Linked DNA regions of Homo sapiens: region 1 is linked to region 2. A link is an interaction called in ENCODE POLR2A ChIA-PET data of the cell type or tissue named here. Cell type or tissue: Panc1. All regions are shown on one strand. Each heading gives the region's core, and the rest is flanking DNA. Links, peaks and the distances in the headings are about the cores only. Region 1 overlaps MYO10 (myosin X). Region 2 overlaps BASP1 (brain abundant membrane attached signal protein 1).

Region 1 (16,009 bases), core at 2,152-10,151, 430 kb before region 2:
TAAATATTTATTTTAAAAATACTCGCCGGGAGCGGTGGCTCACGCCTGTAATCCCAGCACTTTGGGATGCTGAGGCAGGCGGATCACCTGAGGTCGGGAGTTTAAGACCAGCCTGACCAACACAGAGAAACTCCGTCTCTACTAAAAATGCAAAATTAGCTGGGGTGGTGGCGACGCATGCCTGTAATCCCAGCTACTCGGGAGGCTGAGGCAGGAGAATCACTTGAACCCAGGAGGCGGAGGTTGCAGTGAGCTGAGATCGCACCATTGCACTCCAGCCTGGGCAACAAGAGCGAAACTCCAACTCAAAAAAAAAAAAAAGAAATTCTACTACTTTTTTAGACAGTTTCTAGTAATAAAGGAGCTGATATTGGGGCTCCTAATAGTTTCTTTGTAAAAGCGAGTACGACTCAGCTAAAATAGACATGCCAAGTGCCTTCTCACCCACTAAAAAAAAATATTGAAATAAACATGCCCTTAACATACACACAGTAAGCCCCTCTTCTGTGGCTAATTAACTTTAAGAGCACCCTATTATTAAAAATTCCTAAATTTGGGAGATTCTATCTAGAGTTATTTTATTGCAGTAGAGAAAAAAGAAACCTTGTTCACATACATAAGCCTTGTGAGTAGCACTGTAGGCTATATAAAACATTTAAATTTGAAAGAACTATGCAAGATTTCCTTAAACAGATAGAAGGACCATGCCTCATCATTGAAATAAATCAAAGAATAATTAAGGCAAATAAATGTTGCTTTAAAAAAAAAAAAAAAAAAAAGGAACAGAATGGAATAATTATTCTGAGGACAAGAGCCAAGCAACATGGTCCATCTGCTTTGCTAAGTAAGCTCCTTCTGAAAGCTGAAGTTACCATGCCATTCAAAACAGAAAACTCTGTCGGAGAAACTCAGGCGGTTGTAAAAGCTTCCTCTGGTTAATGCCCTAAGGAGGCTGGGGTTGGGGGTGCGCGGAGGGACTCCTGGGCCATGGGAAAGTCCGACTGGCTGTGAGCCCCGTTACCTGATGAGGATGCACTGGTTGTCGTGGCGCTTCCACAGGCAGCGGTAGCACTCGTTGGCGATGGCGAAGATGTGCGGGGGCAGCTCGCCCAGGTGGCGCCGGCTGTACTGCTCCATGGTGGCAGGCTCGTACAGCCCGGCGATGGGCTGGTAGGGGTTCACGGAGGCCAGGATGGAGCCGATGTAGGTCTGCAAGCACAGAGTGAGACAGGGATGCGTCACTTCTAACCCAGGCCACTGGATGAGCTCCAACAAAACCCACCGAGTGTGCGCCAGGGGGAAAGACGTCTTCTGTCTCCCGGGTGCACACTGTCCCTGCCTTTCTGGGTACCAAATCTTGATATTCTGGACAAATGAATGAAGCCATTTCAAAGAGGGATGGCAGTGAAAGGGAAACAAGAGAAGGAAGATGGTGAGGCGGCCCAGGCCCAGTCCCTGCTCCCCAGGCCCAGATCCCTGCTCCCCGCTGACCTCACCAATCTTAATCCCTTCCCATGGGCAAAGGACTGGCCAGGTCCAGTCTCCTGTCTCATTAAATGGCTACTGTGAAACAGCATGGTTAAAAAGTGACGGGACAGAAAGGAGAAGAGAGGTAGCCAGGGGTTGGGGGAGAAGGACATTTACAATTTAATGGGTGCAGAGTTTCTATTTAGGGTGATGGGGAAGTTCTGGAAGTGGGCCGGGCCTGGTGGCTCATGCCTGTAATCCCAGCACTTCCAGAGGCTGAGGCGGGCAGATCACCTGAGGTCAGGAGTTCAAGGCCAGCCTGGCCAACATGGTGAAACCCCATCTCTACTAAAAATACAAAAATTAGCCAGGCATGGTGATGCCTGCCTGTAATCCCTACACAGGAGGCTGGGAAAGGAGAATCACTTGAACCCAGGAGCCAGAGGTTGCAGTGACCCGAGATAGTGCTACTGCACTCCAGCCTGGGCGACAGAGTGAGATTCCATCTCAAAAAAAGTTATGGAAGTGGTTGGTACTTGTGGATGCAGAACATTGTGAATGTCCTTATTATTATTTATTTTTATTTTTAATTTTTTTTGTAGAGACATGGTCTTGCTTTGTTACCCAGGCTAGTCTCGAACTCCTGGTTTTGAGTGATCCTCCCTCCTTGGCCTCCCAAAGTGCTAGGTCTGTGAATGTACCTAATATGACTGAATTGTACACTTCAAAATAGTCAAAATGGCAAATTTTATGCTATGCAGAGTTAGCTACAGCTTTTAAAAGATAACGTGACCATTTCGAAAATGCTAGGTATCAGACCGAGCGCAGTGGCTCACGACTGTAATCCCAGCATTTTGGGGGGCCGAGGTGCGAGGATCTCAAGATCAGGAGACCAAGACCACCCTGGCTAACAGAGTGAAACCCCGTCTCTACTAAAAATACAAAAAATTAGCCAGGCCCGGTGGCACACACCTGTAATCCCAGCTACTCGGGAGGCTGAGGCAGGAGAATCTCTTGAACCTGGGAGGTGGAGGTTGCAGTGAGCCAAGATTGCGCCACTGCACTCCAACCTGGGCGACAGAGCGAGACTCTGTCAAAAAAAAAAAAAAAAAGAAAGAACAGAGAGAGAGCGAGAAAGAGAAAGAGCGAGCGTGCGAGAGAGAGAGAGAGAGAAAGAAAGAAGGAAAGAAAGAAAGAAGAAAAGAAAGAAGGAAAGAAAGGGAAAGAGAGGAAGAAAGGAAAGAAAGGGAAAGAGAGGAAGAAAGGAAAGAAAGGGAAGAAAAAGAAAAGAACAGAACACAACACAAAAGAAAAAGAAAGGAAAGAAAGGAAAAAGAAAGAAAAGAAAGACAGAAAGAAAGAAAGAAAGAAAGAAAGAAAAGAAAAGAAAAGAAAGAAAGAAAGAAGGAAAATAAATAAATAAATAGAGGCTACAGAGTTACCAAAGCTTAATGCCTTAGGCCTCTCCATGTGGACATAACTATTCACTTCTACTTTTACAGGAAATACTAACTCTGATTACCTGGCTTCCAGGCTCAGACACAACTAGGGAAGTCAGTCAGACAGGGGTGGGAGCAGAGAGTCCTGCAACCACCATCAACCACTAACCACCAACCAACTTTTACAAAGCTCGTACAGTGTGTCTAGGGCTTTATGGGCTGTTAAGGGCTGATTCATGCCTTCTCCCCAAATTCACATGCTGAAGCCCTAATCCCAAGTACTTAAGAATGTTACTATGCTTGGAGATAGGGGCTTTAAATAAGTGACTAACTTAAAATGAGGCCATTAGGGTGGGCCCTAATCCAATCTGACTGGTGTCTTTGTTAGAAGAGGAAATTTGAACACACAAAAAGACACCAGGGATGCATACACCCAGGGGGGTTGGCGGAGGGTAACAAAAAACAAGAAAACTAGACAGAAAGTCCAAACATCCTGAGAGCATCTATACCATATTATAGCAATTTGTAATATTTTATATTCATAGTATCAGCCAGGAACATCAAGCAAAGTATTGTTTTGTTCAGTATAACTTTTCAAATGCAAATAAGTCCATACAGGTTGAGTATCACTAATCCGAAAACCAAAATCTGAAATGCTGTAAAATCTGAAGCTTTTTGAGCACCAACATGATGCTGAAAAGAAATGTTCATGGGGGCATTTCAGATTTCAGATTTTCTGATGAGGGATGCCCAACTGGTAAGTATAATGCAGATACTTCTAAATCAGAGAAAATATCAGAAGTCCAAAACACTTCAGGTCCCAAGCATTCTGGATAAGGGTTACTCAACCTGGAATGTGTTTTGGAAATAATATGAAGCAAAAGATTTAAAAAAAGGTTAAAAACATAAAAGATATTACCATATGACCCAGCGATTCCACTCCTAGATACATATCAAAAAGAAGCGAAAGAAAATACTCAAACACTTGTACACACATGTTCACAGAAGCACCATTCACAACAGCCAAAGGTGGAAACAATGCCAAGGGCCCATCATCAGATGAATGGATGTGGCATACCCACACCATGTAATATTACTTAGCCACAAAAAGGAATAAAGTGCTGATCCATGCTACAATGTGAATGAGCCTTGGAGACATATTAAGCCAGACACAAAAGTTCACATATCCAGAATAGGTTAAGTCCATAGAAACAGCAAGATGGGTGGTTGCTAAAAGCAGACAGTGGCAGGAGAGGGGAATGACTGCTTCACTGGTACAGGGTTTCCACCTAAGGTGATAAAAATATTGTAGAACTAAGATACAGGTTGTATGGTTTGAATGTTTGTCCCCTCCTAAACTTGTGTTGAAATTTAATTGCCATTGTAACAGTATTAGGAAGGTGATTACAAAGGTAAGAGCTGATTATGTCATGGGGCTCTGCTCTCATAATGGATTAATGCCATTATTGCAGGAGTGAGTTAGTTATTGCAGAGTGGGCTCTTAATAAAAGAGTAAGTTCGACATGCATTCTCTCTGTCTCACACTCAAGCTTTCTCATCATGTGATGCCTCAGGCCATGACACAGCAAGAGGGTCCCACCAGATGCCAGCGCCATGCTCTTGGACTGGCCAGTCTCCAGAACCATAAGCCAAGTAAACTTTTGCTCCTTATAAATTACCCAGTGTGTGGTATCCTGTTTTGGCAGCAGAAAGCATACTGAAACAGAGTTGTTGGTTGTACAGCATTGTGAATGTACTAAATGCCACTGAGTTGTACACTTCAAAATGGTTAATTTTATGTTAAATGAATTTCACCTTAATTAGAAAAAAAAGATCTGGTGCTTTTATGAGTAAATGTTCAGGTCCTTGGAAACATCAACTCTCTAGAAAACCCATTTTGTCCTGTCGGAGCACTATGGGGAAGATTTGGCCAGAAAAAAAAAGATGGAAGTTGGAAAAAAAAAAGTGTCCTACTCCTTGGGATGCCTCCATCCTCCATCAGTGCCTGGACCACAGACACTCCAGTGCCTCCTTCTATCTAACATCTGCAGAGGTGAGGGAGCAGGCAGACAATACTTGAGGCTGTGAGTGCCTGGCCCCTTCCACTACTTTGTTTAAAATGCCATGTTTGTTTTCTACCTTTTTGATAGTTGTTTACATTATTTTCTTTTTTCTGCTAAGTATCAAAAATGTTCATTTTTACTGTGAAATACATTCTTATTTTTTTCCCTACTGTGACAGGACTGTCACTCTTTATGCAGCCAGGTAGGTCAGAGGAAGCTGACAAGCAACAGTCAACACTGCCAACCATCAACACGGCGGGCTCAACTGAGCACACACCAATCCTCTTCCTCAGTTGCAAGCAGAGGGTGAAAGCCACAGTCATGGGCATTAAGCTTATTATTAAATTTAATTAATTTATTATTAGGATATTCACCCATCATTAACACACCTTTTAAAAAATGATATGCCCATATCATTTTGCATGCCCCATTCATGACACGTTTGTATGGTTGCTGTAAAATTCTAAGATGAGCCTTTCTTTCTTAAGGCACTGATTTACTTATAAAACCATTATTAAAACTTCTTACACAGCTTTCTTCAAAAGAATGATCATGTTTTTTAAACCATATTCCTCCTCCTGGTTGGGGAACCTCACTAGCCATAGAGCATCCTTTTAAGATACTGCTCGTTCTGACAGTGTGGATGACATGGGCTTTGAATGAAGGTAGAAGACAAAGTGGCATTAAGCCTGTTAGCAAAGGTGAAGACGCAACATCCAAAATGGTCTCATGCTTGACTTTTTACAGTAATTCACACCACACCTTGTCCAGTGAAATAGTTTTTAAATGTTTCAGAATGACAATGTAGTAGCTGTGGCAACTAGAGACAACATATGCAACCCAGAAATCAATGTCCACAGGTCCTCTTCCACCAGAATCAGCAGTGCTTTAGAAGAGAAATACTTTTTTTTTTTTTTGAGACTGAGTCTCGCTCTGTCATCCAGGCTGGAGAACAGTGGCACAATCTCGGCTCACTGCAACCTTCGCCTCCCGTGTTCAAGCGATTCTCCTGTCTCAGCTTCCCAAGTAGCTGGGATAACAGGTGTGTGCCCCTACGCCCACCTAATTTTTGCATTTCTACTAGAGACGGGATTTCATATATTTTGGCCAGGCTGGCCTCAAACTCCTGACCTCAGGTGATCCACCCACCTCAGCCTCCCAAAGTGCTGGGATTACAGATATGAACCACTGTGCCCGGCTGAGAAAGGACTCTTAACAGCGGACGCTCCCTGGGGAGGCAGCCCACAGACTCTGCAGAATTATGTGGCATCCTTGCTGATGGTCACGCAGCTCACAAAAGGCATCGGGATACTCTCCTCTGCTAAGCCGAGTCCCTGCCACCCCACACTACTGCCACCAATCAATTCTGAGTCACCATCTTTCAGAAGAAAAGATAATCGGGCATGCTGTGAAACAGAACACTTTACCAGATGGCCTCAAAAAGCACACGGTTCGAGAGTGAAAGACCAAAACCATCCAGCTGGTTTAGTTATAGAAGATGTTAATCATGGCCAATGACCAGCACAGCTCTGGTGGTTGCACACTTTTCCTACAATAATATTGATCTTTGTATCTGACTCTTACAATAAAATGCATGCTTCATCTGTCAGTCAGCCTAGTGAGTTACCATGAAAAAAATATGGTCCCTCATTACTACACATTGTCAATAAATTTAAAATCCCGGCCAGCTACGGTGGGTCATGACTATAATCCCAGCACTTTTGGAGGCCAAGGTGGGAGAACTGCCTGAGCCAAGGAGTTCAAGACCAGCCTGGGCAATATAGGAAGACCCCATCTCTACTTAAAAATATATTTTTAAAATTCTGCATAAATATTAATAACAGACTGTTGCTGCTTTAGGCAAGAAAGCCTTGATTGTTCCCGTTTTGATGAGAAGCTTCTGAAGGGTACAGCATGTGCTCGTGGGTTCTTTACCCAGGTTAGGAACCTGATTTCATCTTTTCTTGAGGATTCTGGGACTCATTCAGGCTCTCCGCCCATAAAAGCGATGCCCACAGCAAGTGAGGAAGACTCTATCTTCTAATCTACAATGAAACCACCCCAGGCTCCTAAGCTTCCGCTGTTCTCCAATCTGCTTGGCCTCACTACACTGGTTCTTTCTCAGCCTTGCCATGCGCCACCCCCGTGGCTGTGTTGGAAGGAAGCGCCAAATCTCCTGTGGAATGAAAGGCTTTTCCTCCAAGGGCCACTATGTCAGGGGGTATTGAAAAGTGTTTTCAGGTAAAAGGTCGTCTGAATGCGTGGTTAACGTAACAGAAGATACCAAGCCAGGCTTTTATTTTGCTTTTCATTTTACACACCATATATCACATCAAGTGAAAAAAAAAAATTCTTTTCCAAAAAGATTTGTATTTCAGTATGTTTAAAACCTTTCACCTTTTAAGGTAAGTAATAAATAAAAGTTACGTGCACCCTAGAAGCTGCCTGCCTCAGATGTGTGACGATCTTTCATGCCCCATGATCTACTTTATAGCTTTAAACTGAACCATGAGTTGAACTCCCCAAATTCCTCAAAAAATGGTCAGGACCCTTTCTGCTTGTTGGGTAGAGAAAGAGCACTTAAACAGCTGCTCCTGATTTTTAAAGATCAATCATGCATTTATTTATTTTTGAGACAGAGTCTCGCTCCGTTGCCCAGGCTGCCGTGCAGTGGTGCAATCTCAGCTTACTGCAGCCTCCGCCTCCCGGGTTAAAGCAATTCTCCTGCCTCAGCCTCCCGAGTAGCTGGGATTACAGGCGCCCACAACCACACCTGGCTAATTTTTGTATTTTTAGTAGAGACGAATGGGGTTTCACCACATTAGCCAGGCTGCTCTCAAACTCCTGGCTTCATCTGGCCTGCTTGCATCAGCCTCCCAAAGTGCTGGCATTACAGGCATGAGCCACCATGCCTGGCTAAGATCATACATTTAATGGTACATGGCTATATTCCAACATGACTCTGTAAGAATGTAGGTGCTACTGCTGTGGTCCTTCTCGTTTTGTGATTCATATTCTGAAAAGAAAAAATTCATACTCTACAAAAATTTCTAAACCTATGGTTTAGACCATATTTCGTACTCTAAACAAGAGAAAACTAAGATACATATGTTCATAACATGTCCGGCATCTGCTGTTTTCAAGATTTTCCTTAAACCCACATCCTCCAAGCACTTTCTTATTCTTTTTTGCATATTGCCACTAACTCAAGGATGTTTTTTCAAACTTTTTATACCATGTATAAAAAATATTCAGTAAACAACAGCCAAAAGGTAGAAGCAACCCATGTGTCTGCCAATAAATGAACAGATACAAAAAATGTGGCACATCCATACAACGGAATTATTCAGCCCTGAAAGGGATGGAAATTCAGACCCTTGCTACAACATGGATGAACCCTTAAGACATTATGCTAAGTGAATTATGACAGTCACAAAAAGATAAACACTGTGCGAGTCCACTTGTATGAGGTATCCAGAATACTCAAATTGATAGAGAAAGTGGAAATGTACAATTCCACTTATATGAGGATCCAGAATAATCAAATTGACAGAAAGTGGAAGGGTGGTTGCCAGGGGCTGGAGATGGGGGAAATGGGGAGCTGTTGTTTAATGAGTATGGATTCAGTTCTGCAAGAGGAGAAGAGTTCTGGAGATTGCTGCAGGGTAACGTAAATATACTTAACGCTATCGAACTGTGCATTAACAACGGCTGTGATACATTTTGTTCATGCATTTTACCAAAATAAAATTTTTTTTTTAGTTTAATAAAGAAAAAAATAGGAGCCGGGTGCAGTGGCTCATGCCTGTAATCCCAACACTCTGGGATGCTGAGGCGGGTGGATCATGAGGTCAGGAGATTGAGACCATCCTGGCTAACAGGGTGAAACCCCGTCTCTACTAAAAATACAAAAATTAGCCGGGCGTAGTGGCAGGCGCCTGTAGTCCCAGCTACTCAGGAGGCTGAGGCAGGAGATTGGCATGAACCCGGGAGGCAGAGCTTGCAGTGAGCTGAGATCACGCCACTGCACTCCAGCCTGGGGGACAGAGCGAGACTGTCTCTAAAAAAAAAAAAAAAAAAGAAAGAAAGAAAAATTAAAAAAAATAAGTAATGCTGGGAATTATGGTGTTGTATAGAATACATTAATCTCTAAGTATAAAGAGAGATTAAAAACAAGCACAGACTTGAGAGGAAATAACAAGAAACATTATGCTCCTTAACTTTAAATAAAAAGTTTTAGAGGTTGGGTGTGGTGGCTCACGCCTGTTATCCCAACACTTTGGGAGGATCACTTGAGCCCAGGAGTTCAAGACCGGCCTGGGCAACACAGTGAGATCCTCTCTCTCAAAAAAAAAAAAAAATTTACCCATGTGTGGTAGCACATGCCTGTATTCCCAGCCACTAGGGAGGCTGAGGTGGGAGGATGGCTTGAGCCCAGGAGGTCAAGGCTTCAGTGAGCCGTGATTGCATCACTGCACTCCAGCCTTGGTAACAAAGTGGAAACCTTGTCTCTTTAAAAAAATTTAAAAAAAAAATTAAATTTAAAAAAAGGCCAGGCCTGATGGCTCATGCCCGTAATCCCAGCAGTTTGGGAGGCCGAGGCGGGAGGATCACTTGAGTCCAGGAGTTAACCAGCCTGGGCACTAATGTCAAAACCCTGTCTCTACAAAAAATACATTAAAAAGTTAGCCAGGTATGATGGTGCACACATGTGGTCTCAGCTACTCAGGAGGCTGAGGTGGGAGGATCACCTGAGCCCAGGAGGCAGAGGTTGCATTGAACCAAGATTGTGCCACCGCACTCCAGCCTGACAGAGTGAGACCCTATCTCAAAAGAAAAAAAAAAGTTTCAGCATACACACCTTCAAATTTGAACCCAAATTAAATAAAAATGTTCTGGTGACAAGCTATAGACTATTCAGGAAGAGAGAACAAAAGGCACTGATATTTTCAGGGAGACAGTAATGTCAGAGTTTAAATAATTAATAAAGATATTATGTTGTGGCTGGCGGTAAATTCAGCAAATGAACTCCCACAAACCAACAGGAACATCAAACGACCAGATTTAATTGGAACCAAAACTCAATAATCTGAAATCTCTTCCTTGAAAAGCAAAAAAGGAAAGAATATGTAAAATGTGTGTCTGGCTGGTACAAAGAAAGAACCTGATTTCTTAAGATTATAGAAAATTTTGCCTCATTGTATAAAAATTACTCAGTAGACAACAGCCCAATATTACTTACTTATTAATAATTCAAAGGCCTCCCTTAGACTACCTACCTCCATTTAGTACCTATGGCCAAAAGGATTGTTTACACATTCGCACACCCACTCATTTGCTCTTCCATAACCCTGTGATGGGCAGCAGAGGTCACTGCTCCTGCCTCTTCTGACAGGTAATGGAACCGGCAAGGGGACAATAAGATATTGTCCCTACGGTCACGGAGCCCGTGAGTCAGAGTGAAGGCAGGAACCCTGGATTTTTGAGAATGTGCCACACTGTGGATCTACAGCGAATGCCTTCTCCATCACCCATCCACCCACAGGGCTCTGTCAGCCTCATCACCTCATCACCTCATCACCATGGCTGACGTCTCCTTGTCCCGTGTGTTCCACTTTTCATTAACTCCAGGGCGACCCACCCACTCCCTTCATCTGTGCTGTCCTGGTCTGCTCAGGGCCTCACCTTGCATTGACTAACTTCCACAAAGGCTCCTTCCTCTGAGATTTCCCTCGGGGTCTTTACCCCCTTAATCCAATCACCAAAAGGTGATACAGCAGCCCAAGCCCTAATGAAGTATTTTCGTAACAGGTCACCAAAGGGAGTGGGGGAAGGGCTTCAGCTCACAGAAGGACTTCACTTACTACTGGGTTTTTACTGTTTGTGTCCATGCACATGACAAATGGCACTTCTGAACCTGCTAAAACAGGGATGTAAAATAACACCGGCAACCATAGTCATAGTTCCCAATCGTTTATTTCAAGAAAGACAAATTATGGTCGCGCGCAGAGGCTCCGGCCTGTAATCCCAGCACTTTGGGAAGCTGAGGCAGGAGGATCACCTGAGGTCAGGAGTTCGAGACCAGCCAAGGCAGGAGGATGGCTTGAGCCCAGGAGTTTGAGACCAGCCTGGGCAATGTGGCGAAACCCCATCTCTACTAAAAATACGAAAATTAGCTGGGTGTGGTAGTGCATGCCTGTAGTCCCAGCTACTCGGCAGGCTGAGGTGGGAGGATCACCTGAGCCTGGGGAGGTCAAGGCTGTAGTGAGCCATGACCACTGCACTCCAGCCTGGGTAATACAGTGAGACCCCACCTCAAAAAAAATTATTTGAAATGTCAAGCATTCTTTGGCAAAAATAATTACAGTCAAGGACATCTTATCTCCCCCATCTTAAACTTACCACCCCACTCTTCAATTTGCATGGATGACTTTGTCACTGAAGTATAGGCTACATGTGTAAGAGGTTCACTGAGTAATAAGAAAAGTTCAACATGTAACGTGAGTAAAAATGGCAGCTGGAGGTGGGGAAAGAGCTAGCTTGTTAAGTGTCAAGTGAAGCAAAGATAAAGTGTGGTAAGAAATTCTGGCTGGGTGCAGTGGCTCACACCTGTAATCCCAGCACTTTGGGAGGCCAAGGCCAGCAGATTACTTGAAGTCAGGAGTTCAAGACCAGCCTGGCCAACATGGTGAAACCCCGTCTCTACTAAAAATACAAAATTAGCCAGGCGTGGTGGCGGATGCCTGTAATCCCAGCTACTCGGGAGGCTGAGGCAGGAGAATCGCTTGAACCCAGGAAGCAGAGATTGCAGTGAACCATCATGGCACTGCACTCTAGCCCGGGCAACACAGTGAGACTCCATCTCAAAAAAAAAAAAAAAAAAAAAAGAAAAGAAAAAAAAGAAATCCTAAGGTCTATGAGACAACATTTGCCATGGGCTCACGTCATTTCTCACTCTATGAAAAGATATTGTTACCGCTCCACAAACGGCCATGATGATGCCATGCAGTTTAAGACTGTGGACACATGCAGCTCCCAAACACGAGGTGGGGCCACGTACCGGTTTCCTCATGTTGGATTTCAAATTCCACAAGAATAAATAAGCTGGTCGGTTTAATGGCTTTTCAGAAATAGGAAGTACATTCTATTTTGAAGCACATAAAAACATTTTCTTGTCAGAAAAGTTCCACATAACTCACCCCCAAAATACATTCCCTTGCCCATTTTAATAATTTGGAACAGCTGCAGCACAAATTGCTTAAAAATGTTGGAGAAGCTCACTTCATCTCTTCAATCTAAAATCTACCAAGTCAAGGTTTTCAAAAGGCCTAAGGGTATAACACCTAGTGTCAAATTTCACACCCCCAAAAAATCAAGTATCATTTGACTTCAGCATGCATATGTATATCAAAATATCATGTTGTGTATCTTAAATACAGCCAATAATTTTTTTTTAATCAAGTGTAACTGGCCGGGTGCAGTGGATCACGCCTATAATCCCAGCACTTTGGGAGGCTGAGGCAGGTGGGTCATTTGAGGTCAGGAGTTTGAGACCAGCCTGGCCAACATGGCAAAACCCCATCTCTATTACAATTTAAAAAAAAAAATTAGCTGGGCATGGTGGCGGGCACCTGTAATCCCAGCTACTGGGGATGCTGAGGTAGAAGAATCGGGAGGTGGAGGTTGCAGTGAGCCAGAGGTTGCAGTGAACCGAGATCACGCCACTGCACTCCAGCCTGGGCCACAGAGTAAGACTCTACCTCCAAAAAAAGGCCGGGTGCGACGGCTCACACCTGTGATCCCAGCACTTTGGGAGGCAGAGGCGGGCGGATCACGAGGTCAGGAGATCGAGACCACGTTAACACGGTGAAACCCCATCTCTACTAAAAATATAAAAAAATTAGCTGGGCGTGGTGGCGGGCGCCTACTACGTAGTCCCAGCTACTCAGGAGGCTGAGGCAGGAGAATGGCATGAACCCAGGAGGAGGAGCTTGCAGTGAGCCAAGATAGTGCCACTGCACTCCAACCTGGGCGACAGAGCAAGACTCCGTCTCAAAAAAAAAAAAAATCAAGTATAACTGAGAAAACTTAAAGTGACTCAGTGGCCTCATACAGGATGCTTATAGAGACCAAGGGACCCAGGTTGGATATCACAATCCCAATGCAGAAATAACTCATCTAAACAGCATGGTTTGGTCAAGTCAGAAGACACCAAGTCCACAGCCCTGAAGAACCTCCCCTGGCACTGCTTCACTCCCCCGGGACTAAGATTCTGATCAGTAACAACAAGGGATCCTCTGTTACCCCACATGACCGCTATGTGCTACAGAAATCAGAGGTATGTATCATCGCTATTGTTAATGAAAATAAAACCACAATGCTTTTCGTCATGTAGTCCTGAAAAGCTGGATGTAGAAGATACAATTTGAAATGCACTGGGGAAATGGGTTATTTAAAGTCTGTGCTATGGCAGCTAAAGGGAAGAGTTGTTAAGAAGTGAGATCCATTATCCAGATTTATTTCGTACTCACCATCCCCCCGTTTCCTTCTCTCTCAAACACCTCGGCTAAATACGGCAGTGACTTACTTCCTAAATCTTTATCTTGAGTGCAACTTCAGCTGTAAGTTACAGATCCATATGTTCAGTGGTCCACTGGCTCAAGCTCAACAGACATGGCTAACCTCCCCCAAACACCTGTTACTTCACACATAGTGACAACTTGACAAATGGCACCACAGCCTACCCAAATGAGTAATCCAGTAATCCTACAGAAATTCAGCTTACTTGGCCCCCAAACCCAGTTAAACACTTAGCATCTACCTCTCGGTATCTCACACAGTAACCCCTCCTAACTGGAAGCCCCTCCTTTCTCATCCACCACCCTGTGACCAAGTGACGCTTCCCCAAAACGCATGCTTAAAGTTATCCCCTACAGCTTTCATGAGTCCGTTCAAGCTCACTGAGTTGCACAGAGCCATTCCTTCCTCCATTGCTCTCGACCGCCTTGCCAGCCAGCAGCATGCAACCTTTGTTCTGGCATCTAGAATGTCCTGCGTTGGATATTAAATAACAATGCATCACAATATTTCCGTCTTTCCACATGATGATCTGCTGCCAGGACAGCTATCCTCCTTCTTGGCCAAATTCCTCTACATATGCTCAAAACTCAGGCCAACTATTAATAGCACCTCAGTGAGGAATCATTTTCTGACCCTCTCATCCCCTCCTCATTGTGACGCTCCTTCTTTGTGTTCCCATGTATTTTTATCACACCCATTGTCACCCTGAGCTATTGTTCATCGTTTGCCTGTGTCTGTCTTCACTAATCAATTAGGGACCTTTCATTTACTCAGTCTTTCAACAAGCCATTCCTGTAAGCCAGAGTCATTCTGCATCCCTGGAGCCTAACACAGAGCCTGGTACCCAGGCAGGGCGGCATCAGCATCGATATGCTGAGGACACATGATTTCACCACCAATCCACCAAATAAATTCATGTTTTAACTGTCTTCTAGTGCTTTATGCCCACTATCTTCTACATAACCCAATTGTCTGATGTTGTCCAATTAAACAATTAGAAACATTTCAGCCACGTGTAGTGACTCATGCCTGTAATCCCAGCACTTTAGGAAGCCCAGGTGGGAGGATCGCTTGAGGCCAGAAATTTGAGACCAACCTGAGCAACACGACAAGCCTCCATCTCTACAAAAAATTTTAAAAATACAAAAAATTAGCTGGCTGTGGTGGCACGCACCCATAGTCGCAGCTACTTGGGAAGCTGAGGTAGGAGGACTGCTTGAGCCCAGGAGTTGGAGGCTGTGGTGAGCTATGATCGCACCACTACACTCCAGCCTGGGCAAAAGAGTGAGGTCTAAATAATAATAAATAAAAATAAAAAATAAACACTTAGAAACAATTTTTTAAAAATCGTGAAGCATTCAAGTTTGTTGAAAATTAAACCATCTCAAGAGACAAGCTGTTAACTGAAGTCAAGGTCTTCAAGGTAGAGGCTGGCATTTCCATTTCACCTGAGTGACTTTCTGACTAAAATTCTCTCCTGATTGAAAGGAATGTATCTTTTTTATTATTATTATTTTTGAGACAGTCTCACTCTATTGCATAGGCTGGAGTGCAGTGGCACAATCTCGGCTCACTGCAACCTTCTCCTCCCAGGTTCAAGCGATTCTCCTGCCTCAGCCTCCCAAGTAGCTGGGACTACAGGCACCCGCCACCACGCCTGGCTAATTTTTGTATTTTTAGTAGAGATGGGGTTTCACCATGTTGGCCAGGCTGGTCTCAAACTCCTGACCTTGTGATCAGCCTGCCTCGGCCTCCCAAAGTGCTGGGATTACAGGCATGAGCCACCACGCCCAGCCTTGAAAGGAATCTAAACCCAAAGAGAGACAAGGAAGAAAAAAAAAAATCACAAAAAAACAAGTTTCAAATTGCCACTCTCATGTGCTGATGTGGAAGCGGCCACTCCGGAGCATAAATGTTTGGTAAAGTTTTAAAATACATATAGTCAGACAGATGGTTACAATCATCTTTTGGCTACGAGTCTTGATTTCATGTGGAAAAAAAAAAAAGCCAAAAAAACCCAGAAAGTCCTGACTGTGTTCATCTGCCCCAAGTGTGTTCAAACTGCACTGCGTTCATCTGTCCCAAGGGCACCCCAATGCCAAGGCAGTGCTAACCAACCAACCACGCGGCCTTCAGGCCACGCTGCCTCCGTGAGAGGCGCGCTGTGACTTGACTCGAGCCTTGGAAAGGGATGTAAACAAGCCAACCAAGTCTACCTTGGGAAGACTCAACTCAAGAAAATGAAACACAGATTTCAATTTGCAAGATTCCCAAACAGTCCAGTCCACGGCAGGGTATGCCCAGCCTTCACATGGCAAGCAGGCCGTGACTTCCCTGCAGGTGAACTCTGTTCAACCGGCTGCTAAAATCAATAGGCCTTTCTCTGGCTGATGCCTGCTAACACATTTTGCCTGACAGATGCAGGCTTCAAAGTTAATTCAGAAGCAACATCAAACACAT
Region 2 (16,009 bases), core at 2,563-10,562:
AACCTCCGCCTCCCAGGTTCAAGCAATTCTTTTGCCCCAGCCTCCAAAGTAGCTGGGCCTACAGGTGCCGCCACTATGCCCGGCTAATTTTTTTGTATTTTTTAGTAGAGATGGGGTTTCACTATATTGGCCAGGCTGGTCACAAACTCCTAACCTCAAGTGATCTGCTCTCCTTGGCCTCCCAAAGTGCTGGGATTACAGGCGTGAGCCACCATGCCCGGCCAATAACTCATTTTTCTAAGGAAGAAAGAATCTCGATTAACAATTGGTGATGACAGTGCCTCCAAAGGCTTCTCATAATCACCCAACCTCAGGTAAACAGGGTGAATGCCACCCTATTGACAGGAGGTTTATTGTGGCACTGGGTTTTGCTCAGTAGCCCTGGTGATCTGTTGTTGAGAACCCAAGCTCATATTTCCCAAGGCTCACCCAACTGGACTTTAGAAACCTGGTTCCAGAATTTTCAAATGTTTGGTTTTCAGGCAGATAGTAACAAGTGTTTGTACCAATGTTCTCCAGAAGGTTGTTAAGACAAGATTGATAATGCTTCCCAGGTATGTGTTTCTTTTTCTGACTCACAGCTGCATGTTACTAGTTTTCCTCATCTGACCCGATGATTGACTGATGGAAAGTCTCATTGAAGGTTTGGTTATCCTTTCATTGGTAGAAGAGACAAAAACAGGACATAAGTGGCTTATTCCATTCACCTCTACTTTTCTATTGTAACTGGATTTATTTCTGCCATCCAGACAGAGAGCCTGGGCTTTGATTTCATCTGTACCAAAGTTTTCTGGGTGGACAGGTACAGGGGGTCATCGTAAGAGAACTCAACTGACCACAATGCAGAGAGAGGTAACTATCCAATGGAATGGTAACATGGTTCCACTACGGTAAGAACTGTAGTGTTAAATGAAATGAATTCTTAATGGGAAAGGAGTCCTATGAATATTTCTAAGTTGTTATGTTTAACTTAACTAACTCTTAAATGCAGGGAATTTAACTTAAAAGTGAATTTAACAAAGAAGTGAATTTAAAAGCCAACAAGCTTCATATCTCTCCACCTCACCCCAAACCCGTGTTAATTAGCCCTTCTTGCTTAAATCAAATCACCTTGTTGAAATTTAATGCTGTGACTAGCAATGTATTCTTTGACCATATCCTTGTTTCCAGCAACAAATACTGCCACGTTAAGGGGAGAAGGAAGTGATGGATAGAGGGACCAGTTGGCAGATTGGGACACACGTACAAACACTATTCCTTTAACTTGCTTTCTTTAGATCCGTAGTTCCTACCTGTGAGTCTCATTTCTGTATTGATCCGCATTGGCTAAGCATACGACTAAAGCGGGATTCTTTGTCTTTTCTTCAGTGAGCTAGCCAGGAATCTCAGAAAAAGGGCAAAGAAGTCCAGAATGATGTAATGCTGCAAAAAATGTTACTGCTGTTTCTAAGGGGAGTGGAAGAAACCCAAGCCAGTTTTGAGTTGAGTGTGCTTCCTGTTGGAAGGGGGTGAGAATTCAGAGATGTATACCTATTAAAAAAAAAACAAAACTCTTAGGATATCACACAGCGTGGCAAACCAGCAAGCCCTGACCTGTTAGCAGTTGTTTGCATAGTTTACCAGGTAGAGAAAGCATCCACAGATAGAATCAAATGTTTGAGGACACTAACGTGCACTGTGGTTAGTGTGAGGTTTAACTGGCTGGGGACACATTTCCACTTAAATCTGATTCTGATAACACATTTAACTACTTCCCTAGCTAATTACACAGTTCCAGGCTTGAGAGAGGAAAAGGCACCTGTGAGCAGTGGCATGTCTTGTTAAATAAGGTTTGAAAACCCTTCCGAAAAGGAAGAAATGGCTGTACTTGGGGACGTTTGAGCATAGTAATTGTGCAGCCTTGCTCCTGGCTGAGGGGAGGGGAAAGAAAGCCCTTGGTTTCTGCTCCAAGAAGTGTTCAAATTCCCCTTATGTGGGCAGAATTTTTGGTAAGTACAATACAGGAAGCAAAACTGCATTGTTCTAGGTCAGCAGTCAATGACCTATTGTTTCTGAGCCCCTCTGTTCCCTCCTCACTTTGTGTTCAGGGGACGAAAGCCCAGAGCAGGAGAAGAGGAAGGGAAGTCTGGGAGAGGCTGGGAAGATGCACCCGCATTAACACAAGTTGGAGAGGCACCAATGCTCTCCTCCTGTGTCTACTCAGGCTGCCATAACAAAATAACAGATGGGATAACTTAACAAAAATATATTTTTTCATAGTTCTGCAGGCTGGAAGTCCAAGATCAACATGTTGGTAGGATTGGGTTTTTTTTTTTTTTTTTTTGATGGAGTCTTGCTCTGTCACCCAGGCTGGAGTGCAGTGGCACTATCTTGGCTCACTGCAACCTCTGCCTCCCGGGTTCAAGCAGTTCTCTGCCTCAGCCTCCCAAGTAGCTGGGATTATAGGCGTGTGCCACCACGCCCAGCTAATTTTTTTGTATTTTTAGTAGAGATAGGGTTTCACCATCTTGGCCAGGCTGGTCTTGAACTCCAAAGTGCTGGGATTACAGGCATGAGCTACCGCACCTGGCCCAGACTTGAGTTTTCTAAATCAGAATGGAATGATCCTGGGGAAGCTCATTTTAAAATCTCCTACCCAGAGTGGCAATGGTAGAGAGCCCTTCTTGTTCTAGACAGAAGAGTTGACCAGATGCCTAGGCCACTTTAAAATCCTATTCTAGCATCTGTGCTTTCTTTTAGGGATTCATTAGACAGACTCTTAACGGTGGAACAGATTTTACTGGATAGAGACTTGGGGTTGAAGACAGAAGGCAGGGGCTTGAATAGAAGCAAGTGCAGGAAGAGTGGTGGGGGTTTTGACAGAAAGTTTATGAATCAGTGGGACACCGAGGAAAGGGAAGTGTGTGTCGGGAATCATGGAAATCCTCCATGACTATAGAAACCAAGGCTAATGAATTTTGGGGCCTTTCCAAGCAATAAAACAAGTAGTGATACTTACAGGGATTCTTTTGAGGGGCATTCTCAACAAGTGTGGGTGTGGGTAAGTCTACACTTAACCCTTTTGAGAGGGTCCTTTTTATTATTATTTCATTTTATTTTATTTTTTGAGACAGGGGCTCGCTCTGTGATGCAGGCTGCAGTGGTGTGATCTCATCTCACTGCAACCTCCGCCTCCCGAGTTCAAGCGATTCTCCTGCCTCAGCCTCCCAAGTAGGTGGGATTACAGGTGTGTGCCACCATGCCTGGCTAATTTTTGTCTTTTGTTTTAGGGGAGATGGGGTTTCGTCATGTTGGCCAGGCTGGTCTCCAACTCCTGACCTCAAATGATCCACCCGCCTTGGCCTCCCAAAGTGCTGGGATTACAGGCCACTGCGCCCAGCCCGAGAGGGTCTTTTTAAAACAGTTTACGACTTTTAGGCGTACCCTGTCAAGTAATTCAGTTATTGCTTTCCTGGCTCAAATTTAAGGTCACATTACGTTAACTCTGGCAATACAAATATTGCCTCATGAATCCCCAGTGAAATTGAGAATTAACAATTTAATTTTACTACACTAGATAAACAAACCACTGGTCTTAAAAATAATTGAAACGATGCTGTTTAATGTCTTTTATAACAACTTTCACTGAATTGTTTTCTACATAAAACATAGGATGTAAGTTATTGTAGAATTTAAAAATTTTAACTCTTAAAATTTATGCAGTGTCTATTTTCAATGCAATGTCAGTGAGGACCTTTAGCACTCACTTTCCTGGTAGATAGCACCTTCTTCCAATCATGCCAGAAAACTAGGCTTGTCTCCTGGAATTCCCCATATGGCCTCCTTCCTGGGTAGTGAAACTCACATATGTCCATTTCCCTCTACTTGAAGCCATTAATCTAGTGGAAGCTTCTATTCTCTCCTGGATCACTGCCCTAATACTCTCCTAAATCCAAGCATGACATTCCTCTGCTTAAGATTTTAGGCCTAACTCTCCATTAAACCTGGAATAAAACACCGGCTCTCAGCATGTTCACCTTCTATTTTCGTCTCTTACCTCCGTTCCTACACACTCTCTCACCCACCCTCTTCAGCCATACCAACAGGCTCCCAGGTCTCCCAGGGCTCCAAGCTCATGCCTACTGCTTTTTCTGCCTGGAATATTCTTTTCCCCACTGTTGAAGTTACTCCTAGTTCAGATCTCAGCTTAAATGTCACTCTTGCAAAGATGTTCCCACACCTCCTGGCACTGGGCATTTTTGTCCCTGCATTTGCCAGAATTGATGAGATTATGTAACGTCTCTGCTCCTCTAGATTAAAACATCCAGGAGGCAGGGATGTGTCTGTTTTGTGGACCCATAACAGTGCCCTATAACAATTTCTGATCCATACCAAGCACCCCATGTCTGTTCAGTGTTGAAGGTTGTCTACAGTACATTATGTTCATGGAGAGCACGTGTCTTCTGAACATCGCCTTTGGCAGCTGAGATGACTTCCATAAATGGGCCAAAATTTCACCTCATCAGTTGTGCTTACTATGAAGATGAATAGCTGATGAACTCCAATTACAGTAATTATTCTGTTTCCAGGCAATAACCTTAGCAGTAGTTGTTCTAAAGCCCTGAGACATTACAAGTAATGAGTACTGATGGCTCATGCATCTGAGTGTCCTCCCAAGGTAGAGTCCGAAATGAAAAATGAAGCTGTGTATTATTTGAGGGAGACAAATAGTATTACATTGTGGGAACCTTTCAGAAACACAACACGATGAGTGAAAGCTGAGGATGATTGTGGTTACACTCCTCGTCTGTCCTTCCAGGTTATTGAATGCTTTTGGTCTGCTTTGGATCAATCATTATTGAACAACTTAACTGAATGCATTTTAGTAACAGCCTTTGTGAAGCTGCGAACATCAGGTCCCTAGAAAAGCAGGTGGCTTGAAATCTTTACACATTAGTCAATTATAAACCTAATGAAGTAAAAACGAATTTAGCTCTAATTCTGCGCTGTGACTACTTACTCTGCATCGTGAGTTCTACGAGGTTAGGACCTTGCTTTGTTCATCTTTGGATGTCAGTTTCTAGCACCTAACCGAACCTGTGGTCCAGTAAAGGGCTGGATACGTGGAAGGGCATGTTTCATGGTCATGTGACATCATGCTGTGCAAATAAGGCACATTTCAGAACGCTGTCCTTTACTTTCACATCCAGGAACCAGCTTGTAACGAACCTTTGGCAAACATCACCGTGGATTTTTCTTTTTCTTTTTTTTTTGGAGGAGGAGGTGGGGCACAACTAAGACATCATTTGTGATTTACTCCCCCTCCTCTTCCATGTCACATACCTCTTAGATGGTCAACATTCACCTTCTGCTGTCTCATTTCTGAGACATGAGACAGCCATCGGACTTAGTTTTAACTAGGATTATTAGAAATATTTTTGTGTCCATCTTGAGATCTCTCATCAGATCAATGTCTAGTTTTCTTTTGCTGATTCTTATTGATGGAATTCTTATTAAATAAAAAAGTTTGTAGCTTTTCACAATGGTATGAAATTGATTTCTAAAGTAATCTGTAGTTAAATAATAATGCAAGATTCCAGTAAGCATGTCTAGTTCTAGCAATACAATTTACTCATTCCAAAACATTTCTGGATGTTGATCCTTTATTTGCAAAATTTTTATTTTCATAGGCTTCTGGTTTGCATATTAAAACTATAGTTGTAGTTGAGGTGATGGTAGGCGTCTTTATTGTCTATACCTGTGAGCTGGGTTGAAATATAAGATATTCTCATACCATCTCTATAATCTATGCCATAAACACTTGGCACTTTATTAAATCAATACTTGGTCTGAAGATTGTCTCATTTTAAATGAATTCAGCTCATGAATTGGCCAGTGGCATCCTCTTCAGCTGAAACTCCTATATCTCCTTCCCCTTCTTTGTGTTCCTCCCCTAACATACAGCTGATACTCCCTGGGTAAGATCTGAAGGAGCTGGCTGTGGGTCATCTAGTCCAGAAGGCCATGTCAGTGTTATTTAAATCAGGTAGTAGAATGGGAAGGGCAGTTTGCAATTAATTTTTTATCTTAATGTTTCGAGTCTCTAGTGCACCATACTGCCTCCTGGTTTCTCACAGACCTACTGTATGTTTTGTTTGGAAGCCTTGGCTCATCTTGTGGGTTGTGTACTTAGCTGGAATGACATGGTATCGATGGTTGAGGAGCAATTTATGACACAGATGAGTAATTAGGTGACTGATACGCCTTTTGATGTGTGTTTCCAAGTAGATGATATTTTCTTTTCTTTGTTTTTTTTTTTTCAACATTCTGATATGATTTGCTAGTGATGGTGATGGTGTCATTTTGGTTTCAAAACTGGAAAATACAGGCCGGGCGCAGTGGCTCACGCCTGTAATGCCAGCACTTTGGGAGGCCGAGGCGGACAGATTGCCTGAGTTCAGGAGTTCTATACCAGCCTGGCTAACATAGTGAAACCCCATCTCTACTAAAAATACAAAAAAATTAGCTGGGCGTGGTGGCACACGCCTGTTGTCTCAGCTACTGGGGAGGCTGAGGCAGTAGAATTGCTTCAACCCAGGAGGTGGAGGTTGTAGTGAGTTGAGATCGCGCCACTGCACTCCAGCCTGCACGACAGAGTGAGACTCAGTCTCAAAAACAAACAAACAAACAAAACAAACAAAAAACAATACTGGAAAATACAAACAAGCCCAAGGAGTGATTGGTAGATGTTTAGAGTCTACCATTTCTCGACTTCAGGAAATGTCTGTGTGTATCTCAGTCTTCTGCTATTGTAGGCACACATCATACTTCAACTGTATGAAGATTATTCTATTCCTGCTCTATAAATATGTTATTGGATTGGATGAGCAAGATATACACTTACACATTTGAAGCCGTAAGTAAAAAAAAAAATTATATAGTTAAAAGGTACAAATAATTGCTTTTGTGATGAATTTGTTCTTTAAATGAAACATCAGTGGCATTTGTTCATGTAGTTCTCAGATAAAACTTCCTAAAAGTGGTTCAAGTGATTTCAAAATGCCAAGAATATGTTGCAAACTTGTTTTTTTGTATACAAATGAACAGCTGACATGAGGTTTTTCTACCATGTGAATGTGACGTGGGAACATACAAACCACACTAAAATATTGCAGAATTGATGTTTGTTTATTGATGGAGTTGGGAGACGCATCTCCTTTAAGTAGCTTACAGTGGGTGAAGGCAAACAAGGAAATCAGTAATTACAGCGAAGCAAATGTTGGTCCGTAGATACATGGGGTAGAGATATAAACAGCAGATAGTCATTAAGTTTACTACTCCGATCAATTATATTCTTTTTCTTCAATCTGTCCCTAGATCCACCTCTTTTGCCTGACTAAGCCATGTGAGATATTCCAGTGAGATATTCAATTGGCTATTATTTAAAGAGTTTTATGTGAATATCACTGTAGAGAATATGGAAGAATTCAGCATCGATTACATTTAGTTTAAAGGTCTTAATCACTAGATAGAAAAGAGATTTACACATCTTAAATTTCCATTAAAAAGCAGGCATTTGGGGATTAGAAACTGAAGGAAAAGATTTCCAAGAGTAGCTAGTTCTTAAAACACAGTAAGAATATGCTTTAGCTCTTGAACACAGTGTTTGTAGTTACTGTCAGACTCCTTGGGGAAGTGTCTTCTGCTGGGGCTCTCACCTGACAGGCTAACTGCATTAAGATGGGCCACTCAGCTTGAGAAACAGGAAGAATTGCTGTTGCTCCCGTCTGCTATTTATGTTTTTCTTTTTTTTTTTTTTGAGACTGAGTCTCACTCTGTCACCCAGGCTGGAGTGCAGTGGTGCGATCTTGGCTCACTGAAAGCTTCATCTCCCAGGTTCACGCCATTCTCCTGCCTCAGCCTCCCGAGTAGCTGGGATTACAGGTGCCCGCCACCAGGCCGGGCTAATTTTTTTTGTATTTTTAGTAGAGACGGGGTTTCACCGTGTTAGCCAGGATGGTCTCGATCTCATGACCTCATGATCAGCCCACCTCGGCCTCCCAAAGTGCTAGGATTACAGGCGTGAGCCACCACGCCTGGCCTGCTCTTTATGTTTTTTCATATGAATTACATTTCCTTACATCCCTATTCAGATGTCGACGTTACTTTTGCTCAAAAGTGCTCCTTTCTCTTGACTCCTGAGTTGCAAATAGCTTACCAAGGTAGCTGGGACTCTTGACCATGATGTTTTTTAAAATGAAATCTGTCAACAAATGAAAGACAGGATTGGTAACTAGTATTTTATCATTCCTCCAGCCTTCATCCTCCAGCTTGATTTATACTAACCACCATCTGAAATTGATGATTGTTTCCCATGACCCCACAGGGAGATTCCTTGGATGTAGGAACTCTGCCTGATTTTTGTTTTCCTAGACCTTCAGACACTACTTGGCCCAGAGTAATTGCTCTTTATGAATCACTGCTTTAGTCCAAGCTTGTCCAGTTCTCTGCCCAGGACTGCTTTGAATGTGGCCCAACACCAGTTTGCAAACTTTCTTAAAACATGAGACTTTTTTTTTTCTTTTTTAGCTCATTAGCTATTGTTAGCGTATTTTATGTGTGGCCCAAGACAATTCTTCCAGTGTGGCCCAGGGAAGCCAAAAGATTGGACACCCCCACCCTTGCGTTTAGTCTTTAAGACTATTCTACCTTGGGGGAGAAAAGCAAAAATGATTTCTTATTACACGTATTTAAACCAGTATTTACATTTGTAGGGATCTTGGGCAGGTTATCCAGAGAGCGAGTTTCTTTTCTTTTTTTTGGGATGGAGTTTCACTCTTGTTGCCCAGGCTGGAGTGTAATGGCGTGATCTCGGCTCACTGTGGCCTCTGCCTCCCGGGTTCAAGCAATTCTCCTGCCTCAGCCTCTGGAGTAGCTGGGATTACAGGCACCTGCCACCATGCCTGGCTAATTTTTTGTATTTTTAGTAGAGACGGGGTTTCGCCTTGTTGGTCAGGCTGGTCTCAAACTCCTGACCTTAGGTGATCCGCCTGCCTCTGCCTCCCAAAGTGCTGGGATTACAGGCGTGAGCCACCGCGCTCGGCCGAGAGCTAGTTTCCTGATTGATAAAATGTTCACTGTTTGTTCATATCCTCTCCTGTGTAGTTAGATGGCTACTGAATATATCCTGAGAGCAGGTCCTAAGAGTTTATTTTTCATGTTATTGTTGGAAATAAAAACCCAGAAATATTTTAATAATAGGAATTAAAGATATGAAGACCCTGATATCTGAAAGCTGAGTGGTTCAAATATGGTGAGCAATGCACTCTTAACTAGACCCATATCTTAAGGGAAAAAAATGTTTTTAGTACTTTTCTTGGTATCTTCTAATCTTCAGAAAAAAATTCTTAATAGGCAGTCGATGTAAATAAAACAAAATTCTGTATATTTAAAAAGCTGCTTGCGCTACTGTGTCATTCCTCTGGAATTTTCAAAAGCTGAGATTTTTCTGTATACTTTGAAAGCTAATGAAATCTACCAGCCCACCGGGTAGTAAACAACCAAGAATTCTTGATGGAGGTATTGTAAAGAAAGGTGATAAGGTGGCTGGGCATGGTGGCTCACGCCTGTAATTGCAGCACTTTGGGAGGTCGAGGTGGGCGGATCACGAGGTTAGGAGATCCAGACCATCCTGGCTAACACGTGAAAACCTGTCTCTACTAAAAATACAAAAAATTAGCTGGGCGTGGTGGTGGGCGCCTGTAGTCCCAGCTACTTGGGAGGCTGAGGCAGGAGAATGGCGTGAACCCGGGAGGCGGAGCTTGCAGTGAGCCGAGATCGCACCACTGCACTCCAGCCTGGGCGACACAGCGAGACTCCGTCTCAAAACAAAACAAAACAAAAAAAAGAAAGAAAGGTGATAAGGCTATCTAATGAAGGACCCAAAGAACTCTCACTGAGCTCACCCAGAATGCTTTTCTGGATTAAAGCACAGACTGAGAACCTGTTCTTAACATTAGTGACTTCGGTATGGCTCATTTTGAAGAAAGAAAATTGCCTAAATCTATAGTTGAGCTTGCACACATTACAGGTCTCTGGAAATAAGATGCTTAAACAGGTTCTATAATCTGGTTCTTGCTAGGTGAGTGTCCCCTGACATTGCTTTTTTTTTTTTTTTTCCGTGATGGAGTCTCGCTCTGCCACTCAGGCTGTAGTGCAGTGGCTCACTGTAACCTCCACCTCTTGGGTTCAAGTGAATCTCCTGCCTCCACCTCCCGAGTAGCTGGGACTACAGGCATGCACCACCATGCCTGGCTAATTTTTGAATTTTTAGTAGAGACAGTGTTTCACCATGTTGGCCAGGCTTGTCTTGAATTCCTCACCTCAAGTGATCCACCCACGTCGGCCTCCCAAAGTGCTGGGATTACAGGCATGAGCCACTGTGTCCGGCCCCCTGACATTGCTTTCTAAAGTAAGATTACCTGTAGTTCTCAGTGTTCGCCAAGCATGTATGAAACACAACGTATGTTAAGAGGCTGTTTAATTACATAAATGCTTATTTGGGGGATTCTTGTTCTCAGTGGCCTTCTCTCTTTTGGATGGATATACACAGTTTGATTGGCACTCCTATTGACACTTTATTTGGTTTGTGACTTGTTTGTCTCGGTGCCTTTCTATTAATATATTTTTTCTATTTAAACTACCCTCTTTTTTTCAGTACAGCACTGGACATTTTCTTTGAAATCTTCCAGATTCATTTGGTTGTCTTCCTCATCTCAGCTGTCTTATGCAGGAAAAGTGGTCACTGTTCAGTCAATTCATTCTACGTAGCTGGCTATCTGAGTTTTTTTTTTATCGAAACCAAAATAAAACTTAAAAGAAACAGAAGAAGCTGAGTCTCCCTCCCCTCCCTTTCAACTAACACCTACTGATGTTTATCTTGGAAATAATTTGACGTCTATTTGATGAAACCTGTAGTTAAGTGTTAATGGAGACTAACGTCAAGCTTCAGAACAGTGAGGAGAAACCTTTAGTATTGTGTGTCTAGCATTTGATGCAAGTGCTCTGTGGAAACCATGGAAGCTGGGATAAAAATGCTCGCCTGATCCCCAGATAGTCTCATCTGAATGTACTGAGGCATCACCGCATTCATTCCAAATCTGAACCTGACCTACTTTTCCCCTTCATCTCCTGCCATCTCTTCCCTAGTTTGTCATCTTCTTTTCCAGCACCACGAATGGTTCATGCTTTCTGATAAATATCTGATGTATGGCATCAATTATATGACTATTTAAACATGACTCATAGTGAACTGTATTTAAATATTGATATGACTCCATGCGTTTTCAAAGAATGTGTGGAATGTTCTTTTTGAGTGTCAGTTATTAATCATCTGTTTTCCGTTCAACTTTGGTTATCTTCAGTAAATTTTAATATCTTTCCCTTCAAGAGGACTTCCCAGCTGTCTGATCAACGGGTAGGAAAGGACAGTTGGTTCAGTGCTTGCTCATGTTAGCCCTGTAAGAAGTCAGCTCAGTTTAGTTCATCCAATAGCTGGGGAATAAAACCACACAATTCCCTTCCTTACTTGATATCAATCAACACTTGACTAAATCTTACATCCTGTCTTCAGCTGTTTTTTTTTTCTTTTTTGAGATGGAGTCTCGCTCTGTCACCCAGGCTGGAGTGCAGTGGCATGATCTCAGCTCACTGCAACCTCTGCCTCCCGGGTTCAAGTGATTCTCCTGCCTCAGCCTCCTGAGTAGCTGGGACTACAGGTGCCCGCCACCATATCTGGCTAATTTTTTGTATTTTCAGTAGAGACGGGGTTTCACCATGTTAGCCAGGATGGTCTCGATCTCCTGACCTTGTGATCCGCCCGCCTCAGCCTCCCAAAGTGCGGGGATTACAGGTGTGAGCCACTGCACCCGGCCCAGCTCTTTCGTAAAGAAAGCCTTGGCAAATGTGGAAATTCTCCCTATTCACTACGGTAAATAATTCTTGAGGTTACTAAACTCAGTATCTAAATAAAACAGATCAGTGTGTTAGTACATGGAACAGAAGGCCATATTTTTGGTTATAACCGTTGACCCCACACTCACCCTGGGGTCTTGGTGTCAATGTCAGGATGTGTTTAAATACCCTAGGCTGTCAATCTTGTAATACAACTTTGGTTATCTTTGTTCTAGAGCCTTGCAAAGTAAAGCTGATCCTAGTTAGGACCCAGTTAGGAATTTGGATATATGTGTTGTATTTGCATGTGATACTGCCCTTCATTTGAAAACACAGGCTTAAATTAGTGAAGTAGAACTCTTTTAGTCCAGATTACCCCCAAAATCTGTGAATTTGTACTAATTCAAAATCCTCTTTGCTGGTAACCGTTGTAATGAGGTCTTTGGAAATTTTATCCTGGTAGCATGGAGGTGTTGCTTCTTTTCATTTGTCTAGTTTTGTAGTCAGAACTGTTTATAGAGATGTAATTTTAAAGTGACCCTATGCTATGGTTTGAATATATGTGTTCCACCAAAATTCCTACGTTGGAACCTAATGCCCAGTGTGATGGTATTAAGTAAGAGCTGGGGCCTTTTGGGAAATGTCGAGGTCATGATTATTCCACCTTCACTAATGGGATTAGTGCTCTTATAGAACATGTTGGGAAAAAAATAAAAATAAAGATAAATAAATAAATAAATAAATAAATAAATAAATAACAGGTTGGAGCCCAGGAGTTTGAAGCTGGGGTGAGCCGTGATCATGCCACTGCACTCCATCCTGGGCAACAGAGTGAGGCTCTGGCCGGGCATGGTGGCTCACGCCTGTAATCCCAGCACTTTGGTAGGCCGATGTAGGCAGATCACCTGAGGTCAGAAGTTTGAAACCAGCCTGGCCAACATGGTGAAATCCTGTCTCTACTGAAAAATACAAAAATTAGCTGGGCGTGGTGGCGGGCACCTGTGATTGCAGCTCCTCAGGAGGCTGAGGCAGGAGAATCACTTGAATCTGGGAGGCAGAGGTTGAAGTGAGCTGAGATTGCGCCATTGCACTTCAGCCTGGGTGACAGAGTGAGACTCCTCTCAATAAAATAAAGTAAAATAAAATAATAAAATAAAAAACAGAGTGAGGTTCTGACTCTTTAAAAAAAGAGAAATAATGTGCCCACTTCATCAGCACATATACTAAAATTGGAACCATATAGAGATGAACATGGCTGCTATGCAAGAATGACAGTGCAAATTTGTGAAGCATTCCATATATTTTGGAAAATAAAAAAGTTGAAGGGAGTGCCCTAGTCCCCTTTTGTCTTTGATCTTGGACTTCCCAACCTACAGAACTGTGAGAAGTAAGTATTGATTCTTTATAAATTACCCAATCTAAGGTATTTTGTTAGGGTACCTACTAAACAAAAAGATAAAACTCTTGTGATTTTGATCTTAAGTTGGAAACATAAAACCATCGTTACAGAGAAGGCAAAACTAGGCAAAGATTTATTTTTGCAATGGCATTTAAAAATATTTAATAGTTTCTTTTAATTATAACATTACAAAATAACACCTTGTAGTCTGGTGAGCACAGGCTTGCCTAGTGCTTAGCATGTGCCAGGCAGGCCACATTCTAAGCTTTACACAGATTGACATTTTCCTTTTTTTTTTTTTTTTCTTGAGGCCGAGTTTTGCTCTGTTGCCCAGGCTGGAGTGCAGTGATGTGATCTCGCCTCACTGCAACTCCCACCTCTCAGATTCAAGCGATTCTTGTGCCTCAGCCTCCTGAGTAGCTGGGATTATAGACATGTACCACCAGTCCCGGCTAATTTTTGTGTTTTTAGTAGAGATGGGGTTTCGCCATGTTGGCCAGGATGGTCTTGAACTCCAGGCCTCAAGTGATCTGCCTGCCTCAGCTTCCCAAAGTGTTGTGATTACAGGAGTGAACCACTGCGCCTGGCCCAAAGATTGACATTTTAAAATACAGCAGCTAGGTGGGGTGGATTCTATTATTATCCCATTGTACAAATGAAGAAACTGTGGCACAGAGAAATTAATAATAGGTTACGTAGCCAGTGTAACCCAGAACATCTTAGTTCATGTTGCATGTCTCTCATTTGCTGGAAGCATATCAGTCAACAAGAAAATTATTGTTTTGCTTCCAGTTTGAGTAATGTTCCTGTGACTTCTTTAAGTGCTGTATATTTGCTGCATTTGCTGGGAGTGAACGAGGCCCTGAAGCTTTCGTAGATCTGTGCAGGAACTGGAGTGAGCCAGTGTGTGCCACCATGGGTGTCCCTCGATGTTCTCTCCTGTCCCTTCAACTGTGCTCTGCAGGAGTCAGACCTGTGGGGACAGTTCACAGGAACAAAACAGAAGCTCCAACCAAGAGCTGCAGGATTTAAGGACAAGGCTGCAAAACAAGTACGTGGAGCTGGCACGCAAACTCAGGGCTTTCTGAAACACAAACTTCAGCATTTAATTAAATGGGGGAAGGAAGGAACTCTCAACCGAGATACTGAACTGCACTGTGTCTCTACAAAATGCGAGTGTCCCACATTTTAAGGGTGAATGGATATCTCTAAAAGAAAACACCTCTCTCATTCACGTCTATTCTGTATGCTTTCTTGATTGGCTGAGGAAGGGGTGAAATCATGCTCTCCTTTCATTCCCCTCCTTCGACTAGGAAGGCGTTCTTTGATGCACCATTAATAGTTTTAGCAATTACTCTCAACCATAGTGAATGTGTAACTCCTGTTTTCATTTAAATTTGATCAATGACTCAGTTGTTATTAAAATGCAAGAAATAGTAGAAGTTTTTGTATATATATACCTGTGATGAGTGCGGGTGAGAATGGTCCTGTGGTTTTATTTCTCTTTTTTGTTCGACTTTATTTGTTAGATCAGTTTCATGTTCACACGAAATTGAGTGGAAGGTACGGAGGTTTCCCATATAAGTCTTGCGCCGCCCCCCACCCCATGCATAGTTTCCCTCATTATCAACATCCCCCAGCAGAATACGTCTGTCACAATTGATAAACTTGCATTGACACATCATTGTCACCCAAAGTCCTTTGTTTACATTAGGGTTCCCTCTTGGTGTTGTACCTTCTGTGAGTTTGGACAAATTTATAATGACACGTATCTCCAATTAGAGTAGCATAATTTTATCTCTTTATAAATGCTCAAGTCAGGGCTTCTTATTTTAATTTAAGGGGGATTAAATGATCGTAAGTGCATTTGTTACATCATTGTGCTTATTAATAATCTGTTTAAAGTATCTGTAATGCTTTGTGTTATAACTTTAAACAACAGAAAATGATGTTATTTGTAACGGTACATCCTTGCTCTGCGTGCTAATGTCCTTGAGGAGTCGAAGTAAGTCTAGGAAAAAAAAAGTCAACTCAGTTTAAAAAAAAAAAAAGGTAATCGTAAGCATTTTTTTTTCCTTCTAAAAGGATTTCTTTGTGTTTGGGGGCAGGGAGGACATGTCTTGAAATAAGTGAACATGTGCTTGTAAAATGTTTTTTAAGTGTTGTCGTCCCTGTAAGTCTGTGCCTTTCTGAAAATCTGGGTATGAAACCAGATCATGTGTGTAAAGGGAAATGGAACATTCTGGAACACCTGTAGTCTGTTGCCCCCAGCAAGTTGACATGCTAACATGCTAGGTGACAAAAGGGCATCATGATAAAGCCACTGAGACTTAAATTCTTGCTTTTTTTTTTTTTTAAGAGGGAGTCTCATTCTGTCGCCCAGGCTGGAGTGCAGGGCCGCGATCTTGACTCACTGCAACCTCCACTTTCTGGGTTCAAGCAATTCTTGTGCCTTAACCCCCCGAGTAGCTGGGACTATGGGCGTGGTGCGTACCACCACGTCCAGCTGATTTTTGTATTTTTAGTAGAGACAGGGTTTCGCCACGTTGGCCAGGCTAGTCTCGAAGTCCTGACCTCAGATGATTTGCCTGCCTTGGCCTCCCAAAGTGCTGGGGTTACAGGCATGAGCCACCACGCCCGGCTCCCTCCAACCTTCTTAACTTCAGTTTCCGGTGTCTA

Evidence for each region. ChIA-PET counts read pairs that join two places held together with the same protein. Peaks named below come from ENCODE experiments on the same cell type or tissue, not always from the same donor. Only the 100,000 strongest peaks of a DNase experiment are listed, where the experiment ranks them.
Region 1: POLR2A ChIA-PET joins it to region 2 with 5 read pairs; 1 of 35 experiments calls an interaction of 5 or more read pairs at or near these places.

What each region holds. Positions count from the first base shown.
Region 1 is chr5:16,793,625-16,809,633 of GRCh38, forward strand. MYO10 (myosin X) reads right to left here. Exons shown (of 41, transcript NM_012334.3): 4 at 1,022-1,209. Among named protein-coding and RNA genes, the nearest start is that of MYO10, 130 kb to the right of the region's middle. RefSeq lists enhancers at 602-1,129, 1,130-1,657, 12,265-12,765, 12,766-13,266, 15,750-16,009. In Panc1, for the core only: no CTCF peak of the experiment used is centred there; no DNase peak of the experiment used is centred there; H3K27ac peaks cover 864 bases.
Region 2 is chr5:17,227,481-17,243,489 of GRCh38, forward strand. All of the region lies in intron 1 of BASP1 (brain abundant membrane attached signal protein 1), which reads left to right. It also overlaps the pseudogene RNU6-1003P. Among named protein-coding and RNA genes, the nearest start is that of BASP1, 18 kb to the left of the region's middle. RefSeq lists enhancers at 100-600, 1,721-1,800. In Panc1, for the core only: no CTCF peak of the experiment used is centred there; no DNase peak of the experiment used is centred there; H3K27ac peaks cover 2,603 bases.